3 separate regions of the Homo sapiens genome follow, and all the other regions are linked to region 3. A link is an interaction called in ENCODE POLR2A ChIA-PET data of the cell type or tissue named here. Cell type or tissue: B cell. All regions are shown on one strand.

Evidence for each region. ChIA-PET counts read pairs that join two places held together with the same protein. Peaks named below come from ENCODE experiments on the same cell type or tissue, not always from the same donor. Only the 100,000 strongest peaks of a DNase experiment are listed, where the experiment ranks them.
Region 1: POLR2A ChIA-PET joins it to region 3 with 6 read pairs; 11 of 35 experiments call an interaction of 5 or more read pairs at or near these places.
Region 2: POLR2A ChIA-PET joins it to region 3 with 5 read pairs; 7 of 35 experiments call an interaction of 5 or more read pairs at or near these places.

Annotation. Positions count from the first base shown.
Region 1 is chr22:40,964,756-40,968,755 of GRCh38, reverse strand. RBX1 (ring-box 1) reads right to left here. Exons shown (of 5, transcript NM_014248.4): 4 at 872-957. Among named protein-coding and RNA genes, the nearest start is that of RBX1, 15 kb to the right of the region's middle. In B cell, no CTCF peak of the experiment used is centred here; no DNase peak of the experiment used is centred here; H3K27ac peaks cover 774 bases.
Region 2 is chr22:41,055,113-41,059,112 of GRCh38, reverse strand. No RefSeq gene overlaps it. Among named protein-coding and RNA genes, the nearest start is that of SNORD140, 17 kb to the left of the region's middle. In B cell, no CTCF peak of the experiment used is centred here; no DNase peak of the experiment used is centred here.
Region 3 is chr22:41,122,574-41,126,573 of GRCh38, reverse strand. It overlaps EP300 (EP300 lysine acetyltransferase), which reads right to left. Exons shown (of 31, transcript NM_001429.4): 3 at 534-710. Among named protein-coding and RNA genes, the nearest start is that of EP300, 32 kb to the right of the region's middle. In B cell, no CTCF peak of the experiment used is centred here; a DNase peak (open chromatin) is centred at 2,291; H3K27ac peaks cover 1,179 bases.

The DNA.
Region 1 (4,000 bases), 160 kb after region 3:
GAAAATCTCCTAAGAAGCTGTCCTGTTGCTGATGGCTAGCTCCAGCAAGCCGGAGCAGGGGCCTACAGTGGGAAATTCATATTCTGTGGTATACCCTTTCAACCATTTAAATTTTTAAAAGTTTACCAGGTCATGTTTTATTTATATAACAATAAAATCTAATCAGGATAGCCATAAATGCTATATCAGAATTAATCACTGTGAAATAAACCAGTGAAATATGATAAGTGGATACAAGTCTAGCCCAAAGCTACCTGACATTAGGTAGTCCATGGAGCCTCATTAGGATGTAATTCTGGAAATATTTAAGAGTTCATAGATTATCACATTTTCTACTTTCACAGACCGTAGAAGGTTGGGAAACCTGCCGGGCACGGTGGCTCACACCTGTAATCCCAGCACTTTGGGAGACCGAGGCAGGCAGATCAGTTGAGATCAGGAGTTCAAGACCAGCCTGGCCAACATGGTGAAACCCAATCTCTACGAAAAATACAAAAATTAGCTGTGCATGGTGGCACACACTTGTAATCCCAGCCACTTGCTAGGCTGAGGTGGGAGGATCGCTTGAATCTGGGAGGTGGACGTTGCAGTGAGCCAAGATAGCACCACTGCACTCCAGCCTGGGCAACAAAGCGAGACTCCGTCTCAAAAAAAAAAAAAAAAAAAAAAAGGTTGGGAAACCCTAGGCTGCAAATGTCTAATGTTGGCTAATCCTTTGTGCATTTTCCATATAGATAAGTCCTAGCTTAAGTAACCAAAAACTAGTTTTAAAAAAAACAAGGCATGTATCATGTCTCCATCCCCCAAGACCACGCTCCTTTCAGCCTGAGGCAAGTCAAAAAGCCCCGTCAAAACAACCAAAGATACCTACTTTTGGAATTCCCACTCTCTGTTGTCCAATGGACACACCTGTCGTGTTTTGAGCCAGCGAGAGATGCAGTGGAAGTGAAAAGCATGCTGAAAGAAAACATATATTTTATTAAAAATAACTCTATGCAGGCTCAGCCATCGAGCGACAACAGGTCCCACAGGGTAGTGGCATGGGTGACATATAGTGGGCAAGAAAAGAAAAGAAGACAACGAGAGGCAAAAGTTCAACAACTGATTATATCTTGGTTAGATGCAAGGGTATTTCCAACAAAGCATTTGTTAGAAATGTCATTACTACTAAAGGAAATCATTCAGGAAGCACAGGAGTATGTGCCAGCACTGAGCTCTCTTCTATTTAAGAGAACGTGGAATGTGGCTCCTTGGTCCCATTCAGCCTGTAAGGGGATACTTCCACTTTCTTTGGGAAAGGAGGCCCCTCATCAATGCAGATTTCAAATATCCCCATTCTGGGTCTCTAGCTTCCCTCCCACCCTCCTGCCCCTGGAGAATGCGACCTGTAGGAGCAGAGCCTTCTCCCCAGCCCTTGGTAGAGAAGTGCATGGTCACTGCCGCCCACCCAGAACTGAGACGGGCACTTCCCCAACCTCCCCACACCCAGCTCAGCTCTGGTCAAAGAAACTTTATTTCTAGATTTATTCACAGACATATTGATATTACAAGAGCTCAGTACTTCACGTGCCTTTAATGGGTGAGGGACTTTGTCTTAGGGAATGAGATAAAAGAAAATTGGGGTAAAAGGAAGTATTCTTATGAGGGACAAACGGCACACAAGCAGCCTAAAGAGCATCAAAAGGCTTATTTCATAATCAAGACAAGAAGTAAAAAGACAAGAGTATCAAGAACACTGGTAACTGACAGGGAGCTAGAAGTCTGCTTAGATTTGGGAAAAGGACAATCTGCATGCAGTTTTTTGGCGTGGGCTCATGACATGCAGATGCTAATCACAATGCTTCTGCAATGAGCACTTCTCCCCCTGCTCATGTGCGTATTAGGACAGACGCAGCAAGTGCTTCCTTCATTTCGTCTGTGATTGGTGCACTGTGGTGGGGCACGGGCAGAAATTACTCACCCTAACAAAACAACAAAAGCTTTACAAGCTTCATTTAATAACAACTGAAATCTGGTCGGTACGTCTCCCAAAGTATGTATGGAACTTAAGGGATTATATAATATGGATTATTATCTTGTGAAATGTTTTTTGACAAAGACAAAAATATAATTCAGTAACTAAGAGTGGAATCCACAGCTAGTACACTAGGGATACCCAAGAGGACAAATATTCTCTTAGAGTGACAGCCTTTTGGAAGATCCCTTTTCAGCTGACTCTTGTATAACTCACTGTGAAAAAGAGAAAGAGCAAAATTTCCAAAAGGCAGAAAGCAGAGACATTTTTCTTAACCATCAGGTGTTGGGGTCGGGCTCACCGAAGGGTATTCGACAGCTTCTCCCTCTCCCACCTCACCCACTGAGCACTTTGCAGCAGTACGGTGTCCTGGTAGAGCCCAACTAAGTCAGAGCATACCACGCGCTGGGGAAAAGGGGGCTGTAAAGGAGGTGTCAGGGAGGTGACAGCACCCCTGAACATTTACTAAGATGTATTAATGGATATATTTAGCGGTCAAAGTACAATTTACAGAAGATAAATTTATAGTACTTGACAGTTTACAGAAGATGTTGACATGTATTACCTCATTTGAGGCCTCACATCAACCCTGGCAGGCAAGCATGACAGATATTTTTATCTTCATTTTACAGACAGGAAACTGAAACCCAGACAAGTGACTTGCCTAATTCATGGAGCTGGTTTGTAGAAGACCCAGAACTAGAACCCAGGACTAATCCAGAGCCTTCTGCCACACCATGCTGGCTCTCTTCTACGGCAGGCTCTCTCAGAGAATCTCTCCTTAGCCAAATTTAAGGGGATGTTCACTCTCTTTTCTTTCCACATAAAGGAACATGGTTCTTAGTATATGTCTGTATGCCAGAAAGGGCAAAGAGCCCAATATACTTCCTTTATCCCCATGAACGATTAAAGCTCCCCCATGGCCAACATGGTCTATTGTGAGCCTGGCCAAAGGGTCCCAACAAAGATGGAAGAAGGTGTACCCGAAAGTGCGGGTAGGGGCTGGGCACGGTGGCTCACGCCTGTAATCCCAGCACTTTGGGAGGCCGAGGCTGGCAGATCGCCCCAAGGTCAGGAGTTTAAGACCAGCCTGGCCAACATGGCGAAACCCCATCTCTACTAAAAATACAAAAATTAGCTGGGTGTGGTGGTACACACCTGTAATCCCAGCTACTCGGAAGGCTGAAGCAGGACAATCACTTGAACCCAGGAGATAAAGGTTGCAGTAAGCCGGGACTGCGTCACTGCGCTCCAGCCTGGGCCACATAGTGAGACTCCGTCTCAAAAAAAAAACAAAAAACAAAAAACAAAAAAAAAAACAAAAAACCAGTGTAGGTAGGAAAAAGAGTTGCAACCCAACAGGAAAAACTACTGAGAACACCATCTACACAGTAACACCTCTACCTCAAATTTGTATTTATTTAGATTTTTTTTTTTTTGAGACAGAGTCTCACTTTGTCACCCAGGCTGGAGTGCAGTGGTGTGGTCTCGGCTCACTACAAGCTCCACCTCCCAGGTTCACGCCATTCTCCTGCCTCAGCCTCCCGAGTAGCTGGGACTACAGGCGCCTGCCACCACACCCGGCTAATTTTTTGTATTTTTAGTAGAGACGGGGTTTCACTGTGTTAGCCAGGATGTCTCCATCTGCTGACCTCATGATGCACCCGCCTCGGCCTCCCAGAGTGCTGGGATTACAGGCGTGAGCCACCGCGTCCGGCCTATTTAGATTTTTTTTAACAAGCACTTGTGCTTACTATGTGCCGGGAGTTGTTTAATCACATTTTAACATAAATCATCTAATCCGGATTACAATTTTATGTGGTCCACTATCAGCCCCATTTTATGAGGGAACCCAGGATTGGAGACGTTAAATGCCTTGCCTAACGTCACTTAGCAAGTAAGTCACAAAGACAGGGAATGGTGGTCTGACTCTAGAATCTCTTATCCCTGTGTCATGCTGGGAACTGTGAGTATTCTGTCCCCATG
Region 2 (4,000 bases), 67 kb after region 3:
CGCCAGTGCACCCCACCTTGGGCAACAGAGCGAGACTCCATCTCAAACACACACACACACACACACACACACAAAAATTAGCTGGGCATGATGGTGCATGCCTGTGTTCTCAGCTACTGGGGAGGCTGAGGTGGAAGGATCGCTTGAGCCGGGGAGGTGGAGGTTGCAGTGAGCCTAGATCTTGCCACTGCACTTCAACATGGGCGACAGAGCCAGCCCCTGTCTCGAAATAAATAAATAGATAAAAATAACAATAGAGATGTTTTAAAGTGTCATAGACTGAATGATAAATTATATCGTCAGTATATATATATACATCTATATCAATATATAGAGGTGTATATATATATTTTTATATATATGTGGAAAAATATATATCTTTTCACACGTAAAGTACTCACTTGCTCCGCAGCAGAGAAAACAGGGTTGGAAAGGCAACATCTTTACTCCCAGTGTGTTCAGCTCACAGTCCATAACTATTCATTAGGTCTGGATATAGGTACTACCTATAAACTGAAAGACAAACTATCTTTCAATATACAGTTGTGGAATAGGAAAAAAATAATCACAATAAAAATGACCACTGGGCTGGGTGTGGTGGCTCGCTCCTGTAACCCCTGCACTTTGTGAGGCTGAGGCAGGAGAATCGTTTGAGCCCAGGAGTTTGAGACCAGCCTGGGCAACATAGAAAGACCCCATCTCTACAAAAAAAATTAAAATAAAAAAATTAGCCTGGCATGGTGGCACATGAACACCTGTAATCCCAGCTCCTTGGAGGTGGAGGTGGGAGGATCCCCTGAGCTCAGGAGGTTGAGGCTGCAGTGAGCCCTGACTGTACTACTGCACTCTTGCATAGGCAACAAGAGCTAGACCCTGTCTCAAAAGAAAAAAAAAAAAAAGCACTCCAAAAATGCGGGGATATGAAACACGCTGCAGATGCTTGTCCCTTGCAGTCGGTAAAGGTATCTGGGCAGGAAGAGGGAGGATTCTCTTGTATGGCAGTAGAATTAGTTGTTGGGTACAACTGTCTGATAGCCCCTAGCTCTGCCTTCTGGGAGGTTCTTCCTTTGGCATTATCCCCCATGGACACGGGAGAGGTGGGCCCTGGAGAGATTGGCCTGTTGTAAGCTGCCCAGTTTTCAGAGCCTGCATCCTGCTAGTGCAGGTTTTGGAGCCTGGGAATGGCTTCAGGGGTTGAGTAGCTATAATTTTTGTGAGCCAGCTAGTGGTTTCTTTGGTAATATAATTCCTTCAAACATTTAGCAGGTTTCTGGCTGTTGGCTTAATTGTGCTAATGACTACAGCCAAAGATCTCATCTAAACACATCTTTTTTGTTTTTTGGGTTTTTTTCTGGAGACAGAGTCTCGCTTCTATCCCCCAGGCTGGAGTGCAGTGGCGCCATCTTGGCTCACGGCAACCTTTGTCTCTCAGGTTCAAGCAATTCTTATGCTTCAGCCTCCTGAGTAGCTGGGATTACAGGCACCTGACACCACAGTGGCTAATTTTTGTATTTTTAGTAGTGACAGGGTTTCACCATGTTGGCCAGGCTGGTCTTAAACTCCTGACCTCAGGTGATCTGCCTGTCTTGGCCTCCGAAAGTGTTGGGATTACATGCGTGAGCCACCACGCTCGGCCTAGACATACCTTTTAAGCCTCAATACTGTTCTTTGGTCTTCTACAAATGAGCCTGTGCTGAGCTTGAAGGTGGTAGCCACCTTCAATCCTTCTGAAACAGGGTTGAGAAGCCAACATCTTTACTCCCAGTTTTGCCTTTCAGCTCATAGCCCCTGGGGGAAGTTAAGTCTTACCTCTTGCTAAGGCTACTGCTCCCAAGCCACTCCTTATAAGTACTTAGATCTGAAATACCAAAGCAGATGGCTTTTTTTTTCAGCCCTGAAAATCTCTGCATTATAGAACTCTTGGGCCATTGTAATTGGGGATTACCAGCAGAGTACATACTTTTATATAGGTAAATACAAAAGACAAGTATAAATACATTTTGTTTATCTTTTTTCTCCTGTGTGATTTAAAAGACAACTGCATAAATCAAGAATTATAAATCTGTTGATGAGCACACAGCGTATAAAAATGTAATTTGTTTCAAGGACATGTTATCTAAGAAAAAAATGTAATTTGTGACAATAACAGCACAAAGGAGGTGGAAAACAGCCACAGAGAAGTAAAGTTGTAGTTTATTAATTGGAATTAAATTGCTATTAATCCCAGCCAGAGTGTTATACTACACTAGATCCCCCCCCATTTATCAGCAATTTTGATTTCTGTGGTTACCTGCCGTTAACGCCCTCTGAAAATATTAAACGGAAAATTCCAGAAATAAGCAATTCATGTTTTAAATTTCGAGCAGTTCTGAGTAATATGATGAAATCTCGCACCATCTCACTCCGTCCTGCCCAGGATGAGAATGATCCCTTTGTCCAGCTTGTCCAGGCTCTAGATGCTACTGGCCGTAACTTAGTAGCTTTCTCAGTTATCAGATTGTCTTGGGATTGCAGTGCCTGTGTCCAAGTTATCCTTATTCGGTTTAATAATGGTCCCAAAGCACGAGCGTGGTATATTGTTATAATTGTTCTATTTTATTGTTATTTTTGTTAATCTCTTACTGTGCCTAATTTATACATTTATAAATTAAACTTTATCATAGGTATGTATGTATATGAAAAAACATAGTATATATAGGGTTCAGTACTATCTGAGGATTCAGGCATCCACTGGGCCTCTTAGAACATATCCACGTTGGTGGTGAAACCCCGTCTCTACTAAAAATACAAAAAATTATCCGGGAGTGGTGGTGGGCGCCTGTAATCCCAGGCACCCGCTGAGGCAGGAGAATTGCTTGCATCCGGGAGGCAGAGGTTTCAGTGAGCTGAGATGGCACCACTGCACTCCAGCCTGGGCAACAGAGTAAGGCCCTGTATCAAAAAAAAAAAAAAAAAAAAAAAAGATTATACTGGGCGCAGTCGCTAACGCCTGTAATCCCAGCACTTTGGGAGGCCAAGGCGGGTGGATCACGAGGTCAGGAGTTCGAGACCAGCCTGACCAACATGGTCTCTACTAAAAATACAAAAATCACCCAGGTGTGGTGGCACACACCTGTAATCCCAGCTACTCAGGAGGCTGAGGCAGGAGAATCGCTTGAACACAAGAGGCAGAGGTTGCAGTGAGCCAAGATCACACCTCTGCATACCAGCCTGGCGACAGAGCGAGACTCTGTTTCAAAAAAAAAAAAAAAAAAAAAGATTGCAAGGGAATACTATGAACAGCTGTAGTCCAACAAATTAGGTAACTTAGATGAAATGGACAAATTCTAGGAAAAAAGTTACCAGAACTGATTCAAAAAGATACCAAAAATCTGAGTAGGCCTATAACAAGTAAAGACATCAAATTAATAATAAAAACTTGTTGGGTGCAGTGGCTCATTCCTGTAATCCCAGCACTTTGGAAGGCTGAAGTGGTTGAATTGCTTGAGCTCAGGAGTTTGAGACCAGCCTGGGCAACATGGCAGAAACCCGTTTCTACAAAAAATACAAAATTTAGCTGGACATGGTGGTGCACGCCTATAGTCCCAGCTACTTGGGAGGCTGAAGTGGGAGGACGGCGAGAGTCCAGGAGGCAGAGGTTGTAGTGAGTTGGGATTGTGCCACCTTACTCCAGCCTGGGAGATACAGCCAGAGCTTGTCTCAAAATAATAATAATAATAATAATAATAATAATAAACTCTCCATAAAGAAAAATCCAGGCCTAGATAGCTTCACTGGTGAATTCTACCAAATAGTCAAAGAAAAATTAATACCAATTATGGAATACTGAATAATGGCCCTCCCAAAATATCTATGCCCTAATCTGCAGAACCTATGAGTGTTCCTTTATATGGCAAAAGGGATTTTGCAAATGTAATTAAGAATCTCAAAGTGGGGAGATTATTTTGGAGTACATGGGTGGACCAGATGTGATTACAAGGGAAATTATAAGAGGGATGCA
Region 3 (4,000 bases):
AAAGTTGAATGCAGACACATTTACTACTAGTAGTTTGACTGTACAAAAATAACACTAGAAGTTCCTGAAAATTTTATTTAACAAAAATTGCTGTTTAAAACAATACATTACTTTTGAGAGGGAATTTACTTGGGTGTAGTAGAATCAAATAATATTGGTAAATATGGTCACTGAGAGTTCGGATCCTTTGCCAGAGATTCCTTCCCCCAAAAGTGAAAGGTTCCGCTTTCGTATCGTATGGAAACGCTCACAAGACCAAGTTGCTGAATGGCAGGCCCCTAAAACTTCATTGTAGCAGTTCACTTACTCCTGTTTGGATCAACATGCTCACTGATCAATAACCACATGGAACAAAAAAAACAGAGAAATGGAAAGGAAGCACAAGCCTCCTCACAGGGATCATCAAGTACATATCAATTTAGGCTCCTAGTGGGTACAAATCCCAGCATATATAACAGAAGGGTGAAAGTTTAACACAATTCTTTTGTCAAAATGCCAGTTTGAAAACAAGTCTGTAATGGATTAGTACTCACCATGTTGGGCATTCCTCCACCAGGAACTGCCTTTTTGTCCATAGCAAATGGAGATAAGTTATTTGATAGTACAGTTTTTGTCTGAATCTGGAGACCAAGGCCACTGGCTCCAATCTGCTGTCCAGGATTCTGAGTATATGGTGAACCATAAGGATTGGGGTTGTTCATCATTCCCATCTAAGAGTAAGAAACAAAAGAAAACAAAATAAGCAATAAAATTTAAGACATTATTATTCCTTTTCTGATTTCACTTCCAAGTTCACAAAGACAGTTTCAAAGGAAATTCTCAGCTTCTATTAGAAAAGACACTACAGCTTGGGCAACGTGACAAAACCCCATCTCTACTAAAAAATACAAAAATCTGGACATGGTGGCGCAAGCCTATAGTCCCAGCTAATTGGAAGGCTAAAGTGGGATTATCAGTGAAGCCTGGGAGGTAGAGGTTGTAGGGAGCCATGATGGCAAAAAACCAAGTGGCCGGGCCTGGCGACTCATACCTGTAATCCCACCACTTTGCGAGGCCAAGGCAGGAGGGTTTCTTGAGGTCAGGAGTTTGACAACAGCCTGGGGAACATGGTGAAAACCCATCGGTACCAAAATACAAAAAAAAAACCCCAAAAAACAGCCGGGCGCAGTGGCTCACACCTGTAATCTCAGCACTTTGGGAGGCCGAAGCGGGAGGATCATGAGGTCAGGAGATAGAGACTATCCTGGCTAACATGGTGAAACCCCGTCTCTACTAAAAATACAAAAAATTAGCCGGGTGTGGTGGCGGGCGCCTGTAGTCCCAGCTAGTCGGGAGGCTGAGGCAGGAGAATGGAGTGAACCCGGGAGGCGGAGCTTGCAGTGAGCCGAGATCACGCCGCTGCACTCCAGCCTGGGCGACAGAGTGAGACTCCATCTCAAAAAAAAAAAAAAAAAAAAAAAAGGAAAGAAAAGCTGGATGTGGTGGCATGTGCCTGTGGTCCCAGCTACTCAGGAGGCTGAGGTAGGAGGATCACCTGAGCCTGGGAGGTTGAGGCTGCAAGTAAGCCATGATCAGGCCACTGCACTCCAGCCTCGGCAACAGAGTGAGACCCTGTCTCAAAAACAAACAAACAAAAAAAACCCACTATACAAAGTATGCTAACAACAATACATTTTCAAGATTAAGATCAAAATTAAGATTTAGGGGCCTTGGGTATGGTAAATGTACAGAGTTATTTTCATAAATATTTGAAATAAAGATGTTTTAGAAATACTTTTAATCATCTTCATTTAATTCTGTTAAACAAGGTTTGCCATTCATTTCCATTACGTCACACATGATGCTACATGGCGAATTCAACTTAATAAGCCATCTAACCCCTTTGTCATGTTCAAGCATTTGAATGTTTTCTTCTTCTTCTTTTTTTTGACTATTAAAAAATAGAGACAGGGTCTTGCCATGTTGCCCAGGCTGGTCTCAAATTCCCGGGCTCTAGCAATCCTCCCACCACAGCTTCCCAAAGTGCTGCGATTATAGGCGTGAACCACCATGCTTGGCCTCATTTGAATAATTATTCCTGTATTTTGTTTGTATAAAAAGTAGAAAACTGATGGTTTGGGAATATGTCCTTTTTTGTGTAGGGACACTGATGACAGTGTTTTTTAAAACTTCTGATTCTGACTCCTTTACATAGAGCATGCGGAAGTCCAGACTCCACACTATTCCTTGCTGTTTTAAACCTAGCTGCTCTATTAAGTCACCTGCTAAGTCACCTGCTTGGCCCTTCAAGTCATTTGACTTTGCAACCCTTATGTACTTCTCTGTTTTTGAGACAAAGTCTCGCTCTGTCGCCCAGGCTGGGGCGCAGTGGTGCAATTTCGGCTCACTGCAACCTCTGCCTCCTGGGTTCAAGCGGTTATCCTGCCTCAGCCTGAGTAGCTGGGACTACAGGCGTGCGCCGCCATACTCAGCTAATTTTTTTACTTTCAGTCGAGACGGGGTTTCGCCATGTTGGCAAGGCTGGCCTTGAACTCCTGACCTCAAGTGATCTGCCCACCTCGGCCTCCCAAAGTGCTGGGATTACAGGCGTTAGCCACTGTGCCGGCTCCCTCTGTACTTTAAAAAGTAGTTTATGTTCTATATTTATGTTAAGTTCACCTGGAGCCATTATACTATAATAATAATTAATTGAAAAACAGCATTATTCTAAAGTCAAACGTTTTACTAATAATGAAAGTTATAAAAATGCATTTTCATTAATCTTTCAAATTATTTTAAAATAATTCAAAATGGGGTCAACTTTATATCCCAAACAAAGTTTGAAGCCACCGTCCTCTTCTGCCAAATTACACATAGGATCCCAACTACAAGTCATCATCACTACTAGAAACATTGAGCAAACACTCAGAATAACTCAAGATACTATAGCTACTGCCCAATTAAAGGATTCATACCAGATTTCTGTCTGCTAAGACCAATCAAAGGGTCCTTCAATTCTACCTCTAAAAGCACACATAGACACTAAAACCCTTCCCATGTATTCCTACCTACTGTGACTGTCTTAACTCAAACCTATCACAGTGCTTGTACAGACTGTGGACAACAGGTTTGCCTGTCTTCTGTTTTCACCTGCCTCTATAAAAGAAAAAAATCAACCCCACAGTACGTATACCAAAGCCTTTATGAAGTCTGACTACCTATCTATGGTATCTTATATATTTCCTGTACTGATTTCTTAAAGTCTGAAAGTATCACGCTCCTTGAGCCTCCAGCATTTGCCTCAAGCTTTTCCCTTTCCCTACAACTGAACAGTAGCACATTTTCTTTCCTATTTGACTCCTTAATGCCAACCTGGAAATAAACACCAAGTTCACAGAGAGGCATTTTCTGTTGGTTCCTTAGATAGTACAACCTAACTAAGAAACACCTGCAGATTCTACTCATCCTTGTAATTTCAAATGTTACTACCTCTGTGAAGCATCTGTTTTGGACAGGTACAAAGCTCTTAATAAAATTTTTCTTTTACTTTTTATATAAAAAGACAGGGTCTCACTCTGTTGCCTAGGTTGGAGTGCAGTTGCATTATCATAGCTCATTATAATTCCCAACCTCTGGGCTCAAGCAATTCTCCCATCTCAGCCTCCCAAGCAGATGGGACTACAAGCTTGCACCACCATGCCCAGCTAATTTTTGTTTTTATTTTTGTAGAGATGTTGCCCAGGAGTTGACTGAACTCCTAGCCTCAAGCAATCCTTCTGCCTAAGTGCTGGGATTACAGGCATCTCCCACCATGCCTGGCCTAAAATTCGTTCTTTAAATCATATGCAATATCTATACTCTGCAAATCTATGAATATGACATCTTTTTTGGTTCAGCAGTTTGCCTCTATTAAAAAAAACAAAAAAATGTAAATTAATCTTCTTTATACTATTACCAAAAAATGAAAAAAAAAAGTTAAAGAACATTTTCATTTTCCAGATGAAATTCAGAGACTAAGGTA